Linked DNA regions of Homo sapiens: region 2 is linked to region 1. A link is a contact called in ENCODE Hi-C or POLR2A ChIA-PET data. All regions are on one chromosome and are shown on one strand. The core of a region is the stretch at or near the end of the contact, and the rest is flanking DNA. Distances in the headings are between cores, read along the strand shown. Region 1 holds the start of DIO3OS (DIO3 opposite strand upstream RNA). Region 2 holds the start of LINC00524 (long intergenic non-protein coding RNA 524).

What was found. A loop is a pair of places that touch in the nucleus more often than their neighbours do. ChIA-PET counts read pairs that join two places held with the same protein, here RNA polymerase II (POLR2A). Pooled maps may share reads with other maps.
Region 2: a map of right lobe of liver shows a loop between it and region 1 (2.4-fold over the local background). The contact joins the promoter of LINC00524 here to the promoter of DIO3OS in region 1. A Hi-C loop is called at or near these places in 1 of 168 maps with a recorded cell type or tissue (right lobe of liver) and 1 of 50 pooled maps. POLR2A ChIA-PET finds 5 or more read pairs at or near these places in 2 of 52 experiments (OCI-LY7 and Panc1).

The regions. Positions count from the first base shown.
Region 1 is chr14:101,555,949-101,562,435 of GRCh38, forward strand. DIO3OS (DIO3 opposite strand upstream RNA) reads right to left here and starts at 4,474. Exons shown (of 2, transcript NR_152588.1): 1 at 4,304-4,474. DIO3 (iodothyronine deiodinase 3) reads left to right here and starts at 5,547. Exons shown (of 1, transcript NM_001362.4): 1 at 5,547-6,487. The coding sequence starts at 5,549. The coding sequence ends at 6,463. MIR1247 (microRNA 1247) reads right to left here and starts at 4,474; the gene lies at 4,339-4,474.
Region 2 is chr14:101,404,843-101,411,088 of GRCh38, forward strand. LINC00524 (long intergenic non-protein coding RNA 524) reads right to left here and starts at 3,080. Exons shown (of 2, transcript NR_126006.1): 1 at 2,901-3,080; 2 at 1,145-1,382. RefSeq lists enhancers at 2,700-3,421, 3,422-4,145, 4,146-4,867.

The sequences.
Region 1 (6,487 bases), core at 3,224-5,723:
CACACAGGCACACATATAGACTTTACACTTGCCCCTCATGTCATGGTGAACACAACACATTCAAACATTAGGCCCGCCTCTCCAGTGAAGAAACTGAGGCTCAGAGAAGCACATGGACCTGGGATGCCTATCTGCTGGTCGGTTGAACCCCACCTTTTTCCAGAGAGGATCACAGATGGAAAGGAGGGACTGACTCGCAAGGTGGCCCTCCAGCCAGCCTCAGGGCCCGGCTCAGAGCAAGATCTGTCTTGGCACAAGTAGCCCAGCATCCCAGTGCCCCACCCAGCTCCAGGCAGGACCCAGGCACCCACAGGCAACCTCTGGCAAGGCATCATCCTGTGCCCTGGGGTCTGGCTGAGCACCAGGGAGCACAGTAGCACTCATGCCAGGAACAAGTCAGAGCCCAGGCCGGGCTGGAGGGCCCTGAGCTGCGGCAGGAAGCGGGCAGGCGAAGGCGGTACTGGGTGGAAGTGGCAGAGCATGAGGCCAGGTAGGACCAGCACTGGGGCACCTTCGTCCTCAAGTGGGGCTCTCAGCAGCCGCAGAACAGCAGGTAGGGCCAGAATAGCGTCTCCTAGAACTTCCTAGGACCTTCTGGCGTGCAGAATGACCCATGGGGAAGGCACTGGAAAGTCACCACCCAACCCACTCCTGATGCAGACGAGACCTGAGGAAGGGGCCAGAGATGCACAGGGTCACACAGCAAGTAGCCAGGGCACTGCCTCCTAGGCCTTCTCCTCTCCTTGGCCGGGAGCCCCAGACCTTCTCCAACCCCCAAATGCTGCCAAACACCTCTGCTAGATCCAGGCCCTGGGGCCCTGACAAGCTGTCCTGGCTGGGATCCCAGCCTGCCCAGTCACCCCAGAGTCCCGCCACCTCCCCTGTGCCTGCCTCAAACTCCCAGAGGGATGGAGGTCTGCCATGTTGAGGACACCGCTCAGACCAGAGCTCTGGGTCCCTCAGCCATCTCCCACCCCATCCCCTGCAGGGTGTCCCCATGATCAACCTAGCCAAGTGTTTGGATAGAAGAATTCATTCTTAAAGTAAATGAGAAGGGTAAATACCTCCGTGGGAGGGCCCAGGTACCCGTGGGAAGACCTGTTTAGCCCAGAAAGGGAAACGGATTGGCCCAGTGACCAGGTGATGGGTGCATTCACCAGACACCACGCCCCAAGGGGACTTCCCAGGAAGTGTTGTCTGCTCACAGCGGCAGGTCCTGACCCACCGTGCTCAGCCCTGGCTGCCAACATGCCGCCCCAGCTCACTGCTGCAGGTGCGCAAAAGGACAGAGTGAAATACCCTGAGTTTCTCCCCAAACAAGGAGTTTTCAGTAAGTACACACCGCACTCATTTACTCCATTCACAAAGGTTTATTGGGTCCCTGCCTGGTGCTGGTTTGGGTTAGTCACTGTAGAGGATCCATCTGGGCCAGCCTGGGAGGGGCAGGTCTGGAGTCCGAGGCAGACACGAAACCGGGGGTGACACCCAGGGGCTGTGGAGGCTGCCATGCTGAGGACAGCTCTGGGAGGACCGCTGAAGAGGATGACTAGCGGGTGGGGAGTGGGGTTCAGCCATCTCCCGGGAGCTGGGAGGGCCCAGGTGGAGGTGAGGGCAGCAGAGGAGGAGGAGGAATGGGGGTCTCCAGGTAGAAAAAGGGAGCAGGGAATAGCATGAGTGGAAGCCCAGAGGAAGGAAAGTACCCGGAGGGTCTCTGTGCTTCAAGAGGCCAGTGGAGGGGACAGAGACAAACGGCCAGTGGTGAAGCAGGGCTGACACCCTGGCAGCAAGGACACTGAGGCACACACCTGCCATTCACCAGCACTCTCCTCCAGGTGTGCACCAGCTCCTGCCCGAAGCCTCAGGAGGTCCTCCTGCAGGGGAACACAGGGCCACCAGAACCCACCCCACCCCAGAGGGAAGTCTCAGTGACAGCCTCTCTGGGCCCTGGGAGCTGCTCTACTGGAATGGAGAGAGAGGCTGTACCCATTGCAAACCCGCCTACCACGCCCCGCACTGGGGCAGTGAGGTCCGGCGGGGGGGTCCGCACCAGGGTTCACCAAACCCTCCCTTTCAAGGGAAGACTGCCCCAGGAGGATGGGCTTGGGATCAGAAGGCCATCCAAAGGCCAGCCCTCCCCTGGCTCTGCCAGGGCCCTGCTGCCTGTCCCCTCCCCGCCTCTCTCCAAGTTGTTCCTGGACACCAAATGGACCCCATCCAACTTGTCCCTCCTTTTCTTTCCCCTGCCCGCCCCCTGCTGGAGTTGTAAGAGGGCAGGCAGAAAGGGAGGTGGGGGAGGCCCAGCCAGGCTGGGGGACAGGAGAAGCAGCCCCAGTTCTAACTCTGCTTCCCCCACAGCAGAGCCTGCCAGGCCCCCGAGGGCCGGGACCTCTGGGTGATGCCTGGCACTCCCCTAAGTCACAGGTGGAGCTGGGCCTTTGGCCAGTACTCTCCCTCCTGACCACTGGGATGGGACAAGACAGTAGGGGCAACAGGTAGGAAGGGCCAGGTCTAAGGTGAGCTGGGGGTGCAGCCCTAGAGAGAGGTAGGAAGGAGGGACAGGGGTTGCTCTGGAGGAGAGAGGGTTGCTCCAGAGGCAGAGGGAAAAGACAACTGGAGTGGGAGTCAGTGAGCCAGGTTCTGTGTTCCAAAGGCCAGCATTGCCTGGACCTTGGGTCTGTCCTCACCTGCATAAGAGGCTGCAGGAGCCAAATGGGCCTTCCAGCCTTGTCCAATATTATGGAGTCCCGAGGTGTGGAGTGTATTCTGTGGGCCCAAGAAACAGCAACAGATCCCCAGAACAGATGACAGCCCTAAAGAAAGGCTGCTTTCCTGAGCATCCCTGGGGCTAGAAAGAGTGTGGATCAGGTGCTTCCTATTGGGCTGGGCCTGCAGAGGGGACAAGAGGGGCCAGTCTTACAGCCACCCAGACCATACTTTCCACACACATGCACATGCGCACACACACTTGCACACACACACACACACTTGCACACATATGCATGCACATGCCACCAGATCTCAGCCAGCACAGAAAGGCTCTCCCAGCCTTAGGTGGCTTATGCATTTTCTGAAACTAACTGTGGGAAAAGGGCTTGGGGAACCATCCCATGTGCCTGCACCAAATGCTGTGTGGGTGGGGCAGGACACAAGCCCTACACTGACACCTCCCAGAAATCAGGGAATCAGAGCTTGAGAGATTGTCCAGTAAAAGTTGGAACCCTCAACACCCCTTGACTCTGCCCAGGAGGAGCAACCTCAGAAGCCCCCCCAAACCTCCTCTCAGAGACCTGCCGAGTAGGAGGCTTCTCTCTCTACTCTCCTCCCCGCAAAAAAGAGGCCAGAAAAGAGGATGATTGGCTAACTCAGAGGTGCCCTGATGGAGGGGAGCAAACAAGGGGACTTCCAAGGAGAATTCCCTAGCCCACCTGAAAGACCCCTACCCAGAGTGGTGAGGGGCAGCTTAGGAGCACTGACGCAAGGGGGAGAGACCAGGCTGGCTTCCCTCTACGTAGTAAGTTCCTGGGGTGTGCGCCCCTGCCCCAGACAGCAGAGAAATCGCCTGACTGGGAGATGGAGAAGAGGGGCCACCTTCTCATGCCACCCCGCCGCCAATCCTCCAGGCACACTCGGGCGCTTGACCTGCTGAAGCCTGTAGCCTCAGGTCCAGTGAGGAGCTCACGGGACAGAGGGCCCTACCAGAGCCACGAAAACCGGAGGGGGGGACCTCCGCCCAAGGCAGGCGTCTCTGCGCGCCCGCTGGGGCCCTGGTCCTGCAGTTGGCTTCTCCCGACACGTTCCTTCGCTGCCGAAAGCGATTCGCCCGCGCTCTACCGAGCCCAGCCAGCTCCTACCTCGGCCCGGGCGGCGAGCGCTGTCTCCGTCCCGAGAAGAAGTTTCGCGGCTGGTCCCGGGGCGGCAGGCGCACGGGACGCTGGCGGCGGCGGCGGCTTCCGACTTGGGCTCAGACCCCGCCGCTCCAGACAAGTCCCCGCGACTGCGACAGTGTCTCGGGCAGTTCAGCTCCCCAGACGGGAGACAGACCCTCGCGACCTGGTTCAGGCCTTGCCCTGGGGGACACTGCAGTCCAAGGCGAAAGGAGACTTGCTCCCGGCCTCTGGGTCCCTAGGTCAAGGCACCTCCCCGCCCCGCCGCCCCTGAGCCCAAGTCGCCAACCCCGCGCCGCGCGCAGCGAGGGATCAGAAGGTCTCGGACGCCGCGGCAGGGCCGGCCAGGGCCCCACGAGTTAGGGAGTTGCCCCGCACCCCTAAACGCTCAGCACCCATTTACGGTTGAAAGTACGCACTTGACGCGTCCGGGCGCCTCCGCGGTGAGTCGCGCCGCCGCTCTCGGGGTCCGCGAAGGTGGCTCAGTTCGGGCGCTCCAGTCTCGACGTTCCCGGGGTAGAGAGCAACGTCCGGGGACGAACGGGACGGGTGCGCCCAGCGGCCGGGGCTGCGCTGGGCGAGGCAAGCGGCGAGAGGGGAGCGCTCCGGCGTTCAGGCAACAGCTACCCCTAGTGGGAGAGCCGCCCGGGGCCGGCGCCGCCCCGCGCCCGCTGCCCCGCGCCCCACGCCCGTGGCGCCCCGCGCCCGGGTCGGCTGGGGGCGCAGGGCCGGCGCCGCTTTCCCCAGCTCTCCGGTCTCCGGCGCCCGGCGGTAACCCGCCCGCGGGCTCTGCCCTCCGCACCTCTCAGCCCGGCCCCGGCGGCCGCTGACCCAGGAACCGCGGCGCCCCGCTGGAACGAGATGGGACGGGGCGGGCGCGGCCAGGGCGGCGCGGGCTGGGGCGGCGCGCGGCAGCCTCGGGCAGCGGCGGGGGGCGCGGAGCGCGGTGTGCGTGGCGGGGCGGTGCGGGGGGCGGCCGTGTGCGAGGCGCGAGTGTGAGCGCGCGCGGGAGGCGGGCGGGCGGGCTCCGGCAGGCGAGCGGCGCCCGCGGGCGAGCCAGGAAGGCGGCGGGAACGCAAAGTTGCCTCCTCGCTGGCCCGCGTCCTCGGTGGGGCGGGAGCCGGGGCCACCGAAGCGGCGGCCGCGGACCCGGCCTCCCGCGGCACCTGGGCAGCGGCCCCGCACGAGCGGCAGCGGCGTGGGCGGCGTTGGCGGCGGCGCGCGGGAAGCGAACCGGAGCTCCGGCGCGGCTCGGCGGCCGCCGGGGAGCTCGGCTCAGGTGCGCGGCGAGGGGGGCGCGGGCCGGAGCCAGGCGGCGGGGACCAGGGCGGCGCGCAGCGCTCGCGCCAGCTGGAGGACCTCCCCAGCGGACGCCCAGGTCCCTGGTCGGGCTCCCGGTCCCCAGCGGCAGCGGCTGCCGGAGTCCCCCGCCCCCGAGAGCTGGCTGCGGGGCCCGGGCCCGCCCCCACCGGCCCCAGGCCCGGCCGCTCCGCCCTCCGCCCGCCTGCGCCCGCCCTCAGCCCAAGATTTCTAGGGCATTGGCCGCGCTGCTGGGTGATCCCTCCGGGCTCAAGTTGCAAGGGGGCGGGCCGGGCCGGAGGTGGAGTCTCCCGCCAATTGAAGCCTCCGCTATAAATTGAACTCCCTGCACTGCTGAAGCCCAGATGCCTCGCCAGGCCACGTCGCGGTTGGTGGTCGGAGAGGGCGAGGGGTCCCAGGGGGCTTCGGGGCCTGCAGCCACCATGCTCCGCTCCCTGCTGCTTCACTCCTTGAGGCTCTGCGCCCAGACCGCCTCGTGCCTCGTGCTCTTCCCGCGCTTCCTCGGCACGGCCTTCATGCTCTGGCTTCTCGATTTCTTGTGTATCCGCAAGCATTTCCTGGGCCGCCGCCGCCGGGGGCAGCCCGAGCCCGAAGTGGAGCTCAACAGTGAAGGCGAGGAGGTGCCTCCCGATGACCCGCCCATCTGCGTGTCCGACGACAACCGCCTGTGCACCCTGGCGTCGCTCAAGGCGGTGTGGCATGGCCAGAAGTTGGATTTCTTCAAGCAGGCGCACGAGGGCGGTCCGGCGCCCAACTCCGAGGTGGTTCTGCCCGACGGCTTCCAGAGCCAGCACATCCTCGACTACGCGCAAGGGAACCGCCCGCTGGTTCTCAATTTCGGCAGCTGCACCTGACCACCGTTCATGGCGCGCATGAGCGCCTTCCAGCGCCTGGTCACTAAGTACCAGCGCGACGTCGACTTCCTCATCATCTACATCGAGGAAGCGCACCCCTCCGACGGCTGGGTCACCACGGACTCTCCCTACATCATCCCACAGCACCGGAGCCTGGAGGACCGGGTCAGCGCAGCGAGGGTACTGCAGCAAGGTGCACCCGGCTGCGCTCTGGTCCTCGACACCATGGCCAACTCCAGCAGCTCGGCCTATGGCGCCTACTTCGAGCGTCTCTATGTCATCCAGAGTGGCACTATTATGTACCAGGGCGGCCGTGGCCCCGACGGCTACCAGGTCTCTGAGCTGCGCACTTGGTTGGAACGCTATGATGAGCAACTGCACGGCGCTCGGCCCCGGAGGGTGTAAACATCCAACGGACAATTGACTGAA
Region 2 (6,246 bases), core at 1,830-4,329, 150 kb before region 1:
CAGTCCCACCACAAAGAATGATCTGGCCCCCAATGTCAGTAGGGTCCCTGTTGAGAAACCCTGGTCTAATTGATCAGAAATGGTGGGTGAACTTTGAACAGATAACACCAGGGAGTCGTGCAGCTCTAGGGGAATCCTCTCGGACCCTGGAGTGCCCGATAGAAGCGGCGTGCACATGGGGACTCTGCCCAGATCCGAGTCCTTTTGTCCATCATGATGTCCCAGATTCCTGCTGTCATTTTGCATAGAATTAGACTGGAACATGCAAAAATATATACAATTGTTGATACCAAGATGTCTGAATTTAGGAAGAATTCCCAAACAGAAAGATCCCTCCCCCAAAATGTATGCATATAAACTTTTAAGGATGCAGATAAAATTGCCAGATGTCTTTCAATCTGATTACCTCACATGCTGGCCTGTATCCCAGATGTGAGATCCAGAGAAACGTGATGGAATGTGTCACTGTCTTCTTTTCACATCCTCTCCCAGATTTCATTAATCTGCTGATAGGTACTCATTAAAATACTAGTATTCGCCCTGGGACACAGTTTCATGAGATTACTTCACGACCGTTACAGGACATATTACAGTAAATGAATTTTCCTTCTTTTAGCATGGTGGATTAAAAAAATACATAATTTTGTGCCCCAGTCCTCAAAGAATTAAACATTTCAGCATATCTTACGACAGGATATTGGCAACGTTTTCTGTAATGGGTCAGATAGTAAATATTTTGGGCTTTGCAGGTCACGTGGTCTCTGTCGCAACTACTCAACAGTGCTATGGCAGGACAGAAGCAGCCATAGATGATGTGTAAATGAACAAGCTTGGCTGCATTCCAATAAAACTTTATTTACAAAAACAGGCTGTGGGAAGGACTTGGCCCGCAACCCTGGTTTGCCTACCTCTGTCTTACAACATAGATTTCCTGAAAATAATGCATCTAGGCAGAAAGAATAGGGGAAAGTTCAGAGTAAGACGTTGTAAAATATCGGCAAGAGTTCTCATCGTCTTACAAGAAGTAGCCTGTGTACAACTTAATATCAATCCAAGGAGGACCAAGAGGCATGCCGAAATGAGATTTAAAGGTTAAACAGAAATCTGGAGGGAAAGGAAGAATTGCAACCACACTGGCCAATGATCTAGTGTTGTTACTCTCATTTATTTGCTAAGTTTCCCTTTCAGTTTAAAGCACGGCATTTAATTCAGACATTGTCCTTCACTCCCCATGAGCCAATGAAAGAGGAGATGCGTGGGCTGTGGAGGGGCTGAGATGCTTGTGGACACCTGGGGCAGCGGCTGTGGGCTGTGGTCTCCCGGGCTGTGCAGGTCAGGAGGTCAGGAGGTCTCTGGAGAGAGGCATCATCATGGAGCTGGGCCTGCTGGAGAAAGGAGTTGGCCACGGACACCCCAAACACCCCGATTTGATCATGACACTTTCTGTGCATGGAACCCCACATGTACCCCTTAAAATTTTACCCTGTAAAATATTATGTATCAATACAAGAGAGCACCAAAGCAATCATCCTACTAGCCACCATATGCCATCCTAGCTTCTCCACAGTAACACGTCATTTACTCCTCAGAGCGGCTCAGCGAGGTAGGGCCTGCTGATGGTCCCTTTCACAGGTGAGAACACAGAGGCCCTGGGAAGCTGAGGGGTTTGCTAGAGATCAGGAAGCCAGGACTCGGGCTTGGGTGCTGGGCTCTGGGCCTGTGTGTCTGACTTCTCCGAGGGGGTGCTGCCTTCTCCTTTCCTCTCTTTCTCCCTAACCCCCCCACACTCAGCCACTAAGTATTTTTAGAATTATTACTATTTAGGTATCATCTATAAAACATGACATTTACCATTTTAACCATGTTTTCATGTATACTCCAGTGGCATCAAGTACATTCACACCATTGTGCAACCATCCCCACCACCCATCTCCAGAGCCCCCATTCAATAGAAACCCCCCCTTCTCCCCTCCCCCAGCTCCTGGCCACCACCATCCTGCTTTCTGTCTATGAATTTGACTGCTCAGGGTGTCTAGAGTGGAGTCCTGCAGAATGAGCCCTTTTGGGTAGAGGTGATTTCATTCAGCACAATGGCCTCAAGGTTCACTGGTACTGTAGCGCGTGTCAGGGTTTCCTTCCAGTTTAAAGTAGAATCCTCTGGTTGTTTGTCCATTACTCCATGGACACCTGGGTGGCTGCCACCTGTGCCCTGGTCTCTAAGAGCTGCTGGCACTCTCGCTCCTCCCTGGTCCCTTTCCTTGCTCACCTGCCCTCCCCTGGCTCGGCTCCTCCTCCCAGGCCTCCAGCCTGCCTTCCCGGCACCCCACGCCTGCTGCCTCGGGAATCTTGCCCAAACTCCAATCTGCTTGGGCCTCTCTTACTGGTAAACCCACAAGGATCCCCACCTTCAGCAAAAAAGAGTTCCAAAGGCTCCATGTAGGAGCCCAGGCCCCTCACTGACTGCCCTGGCCAGCCTCTCCAGTGTTGCCCCAACGGAGCCCTGCCCTATGTACCTACCCTTGTTTTCCTGAAAACCACACTCTTTCCTGCCTGGAGGACACCCTTCTCACCCTGGAGAGATTACCCTTCTAGAAACAAACCAAACACACCCTCTGCAGAGGCTCTGCCAGCCGCCTTCTCCAGGCAAGGCAGGCTGCCTGCCCCCACGCTCACGGCAGCTTCCTGGCATACTTGCTGCCTCGGTTTGTGCAAAAGCAAACCTGCAAGTCGCATACTTAGGGGATGGCCCGGGAAGCCCATAAGGATGTGGGAGAACAAGACAGGGAGGGCAAGAAGGACAATCACAGACTCATCCTGGAGCACATTCAACTGTGGGACACAGGAACTCATCCCTGAGACTGCCTGGAATGTAGCTCGGAACTGTCCCAACAGCTCCTAACCTTCCGAGGTTGATGGTCCCTCCTGGTTAACTCCGTGGCCAGCAAGAGGTCCCAGGAGGCCATCACTGCACACAGCAACCATCCACCATGCCTGCATGCAGGTGGCCTCTGGGTGGAACAGAGGGATGTGGGCAAAAATCTGGGATGACCGCAAGGGCGCCAGGCACACAGTGGGTTTGCGACTGTGGTATCTGCCTCTCCCACGGGAGGCAGACCCCATCACCAATTTCTCTCTGTACCCCCAGCCCATGGCAGGTTGGAGACATCTGAAAAAGGTAGCAAATGAGTCCATGAGTGGCTGTGTGGGAATGAGATGGACTGGGTCTTGGGAGAGAGGAGGCAGGAGTGGATGTTGGAAAGACAGGCTGCTGAGAGGAGAACACAGTGGCAGGGCAGGTGAGCAGCGGCCAGGGGCTCCCTCACACACTTCACCCCAGCCCCTGCGCCAGCCTCATCTGCCTGTCTCCCACCTGACCCTTTTGCCGTTCACCTCCGTCCTCTCTCTGCTGGGTTCTCAAGGCAATCGCACCTTGCCTAGCAACTGTTGCTACCGAAAGCCAACGTCCCTGGTATTCCAACAATAAAGCACAGCGCTCCGACTACAACTCCCAGATATTATTGAAAAGAAAGGCAGGTTTATTTCAAGGCCAGGAGGGGAGAGGATCTGCGTGTTGGAGGCTGGAGCAGCAGCGCATTCGATGGCCGGCCTGACAGCATGGCGAGCAGCTTGTGCTGGTGCGTCCTCCAGAAAAAGAATGCGCGCTCTCCAGGAGGTGATGGTCCCTGTTCATAAACTCCCTGTTGCTCCCTGTTCCCATTCAGCTGGGTCAACATGTGCCTGTAAATTCCTCCCGAAAGGGAAATCATAACAGCATCAGCAGCCCCAGAAATGACAAACAACTCAAGTATGGAAAGCCAGCTGCCAAGTATTCAACAGTACTCATGTTGCACCAGAAACAAAAAAAATCAGATAAGAAAAATAAACCCAGTTGTGTGCATAGTTCCTTAAATATGTATCCCATTTTGTGGTTCCTTCCAGTCTTCGGTGTAATGAATATATCCATTGGTTAGGGGTCACGGAATGGCAGGTCCTACCAGGCTGCCTTGGATTGGCGAACTGTGATGTTCTGCTTTCTCCCTTCTCTGAAGCATGGAGCGGTGCGAGACGTTCAGAACAGACAGCCACTGACATTAATTTTCCTGCTGGCCTCCTTGCTAAATTGTTTTATGACTTGTTTGCTGTGTCTTGGTTGCCCTATTGTGTTGAGTTGATTTGGCAGTGGTTATTTAAAACATGCTTTGTCATCCTCAGGATGAGTGGAGGATCCCGGGGGTCACTTTTGCACAACAAATGGTCATTGAGCTGAAGAACTGTCAGAGTCACCACCTCCACAGTCAAGTGGCAATGGAATCCGAAGACAGGGTCAGCTCGGTACACCACGAGCCGAGATCCACGGGACGGACGGTGTGCAGGCACCAAAGCGTGGACAGGCCATGCTTTGCTTAACAGCATGGGGCTGGCCACGGCACCAGGGCCTCTGCCAGCCTCACGAGGCCCCTCCTGGCGTGGCCATAAAAGCCACAGCTGCAAACGCTGACACGGCAAGAAAAGAATATGGTGAGAAACCAGCTTTTGCCTTTGCTTCTCAGACTCCTCGGAAGATCCGAAGGGCACTTTCCCATCCCCAGGAATGAGAGGCCAGATTCCTCCATGGTCCAGTCAGGAAATGTAATCAAGCATCAACGCGGAGCCAGGATCTGTGCCTCAAACTTGAAACGTGGCCCTATCTTCAAGGGTGCTCACACTCAGATGACTTAAACCAAAAATGACACGGTGTGGCCTGCACTTGCCCATGCCATAGTCAGGAAAGCCTAGTCAAGGACAACGCAAGCCCAGAGGAAGAGGGTCTAAACCCAGCCGAGAACAGCCACCCAGAGCAGAGGCCCTCCCCTGAGAGAAAGCCACCTGCTCTCAGCCATCCCTCTTCTTTCCCTACGAGCTCCAGGAGACAGAAACCATGATGCTTAGGTAGACATCAATCTGTTATGGCAGGCACCAGAATGTTTCTTCTCCTGTGTCCCATCAGGAGTCAAAACTGATCTCAGCCTGGGCAATGTAGCAAGACCTCATCTCTACAAAAGATAAAAAGGTTAGCCGGGTGTGGTGGGGTGCGCCTGTAGTCCCAGCTACTCTGGGGGCTGGGGTGGAAGGATCGCTTGAGCCTGGGAGGTTGAGACTGCAGTGAGCCGAAATCATACCACTGCACTCCAGCCTGAGTGACAGAGCAAGCCCCTGTCTCAAAAAAAAGAAGAAGAAAAGTGATATCTCTGCTACTGAGGACAAACATCATGCACCCTTTCTTCTTAAAGAGGAGCAAATTTCCCACTTCCAAGTCCTGTTAGTGAAAGTCCCGGAGGAGCCCCAGCCTGAGCCATAGCAGGAGAGTCGCAGAGAGATGAAAGGGTCTGTCCCCAGCCCACTGTGGCCTCCAGAGGTAGCATCTTCTGCTCAGCAGCAGAACAAACATTTCCATGGAGCAGCTAAGTTGAAAAGCCCCCAGGAGGCAAGGGTAGGAGTTACAAGAAACCAGAAAGTCTACGGCAAGGTCAGGGTGACTCGGGTGGGGTTTCTCTTGCTTCCCCTTTCAATAGCATTCATGAAGTGGCTGAAAGTCTTCATCTTGTTATTAGCTTTGCTTTCTGGCCTCGTTTATCTCTAATTGTTTTCCTAAGCCTTGAAGAGGAAATTCTGTTTTCTTTCTGGTCCTGCTTACATTTAAATCCACTTAAGTTTCTGTCTGTGGCTTTCTTCTCAAAAGGGCCACCGGCTCCCTGGGGGACAAGCATCCTCCTTATAAAGTTGAAGGGAACTGGGAAGATCTTGAAAGACTTCTCTATTGTTCATGCAGACAAGTTGTGGGAATTTATTTCTGTGGGTCTGTTTCCTCTTTGTTCAGGGGGCCCCATTCTTCTCCAATTATCTGCCTATACCAGAGAGTATTTTCAGAATCTGTGCAGGATGTTTTAGACTGAATAAGGACAAGCATTGAGGGAGGTTGATATTTTGCTAATAATAACAGTGGAAAAAGGTACCATTTCTGAAGCACCTACTGTGTGCTGGAACCTTCTGTGTGCATCACATTTTAACCCTCTCAACTCTCCAGGAATGTATTATGACACCTACTCTATAGATTCAAAAACTGAAGGGCAGAGATGTAAAGAACTTGCCAGAGTTACCAGCAGTGAGAGAACCAGGGGTCAAACCCAAGATTGACCCAAGCTCCTGCTGACCCCACGATTTCACGTGGCGCCCAGTGAAACTGTAAGCAAAGCACCACTCCACAAA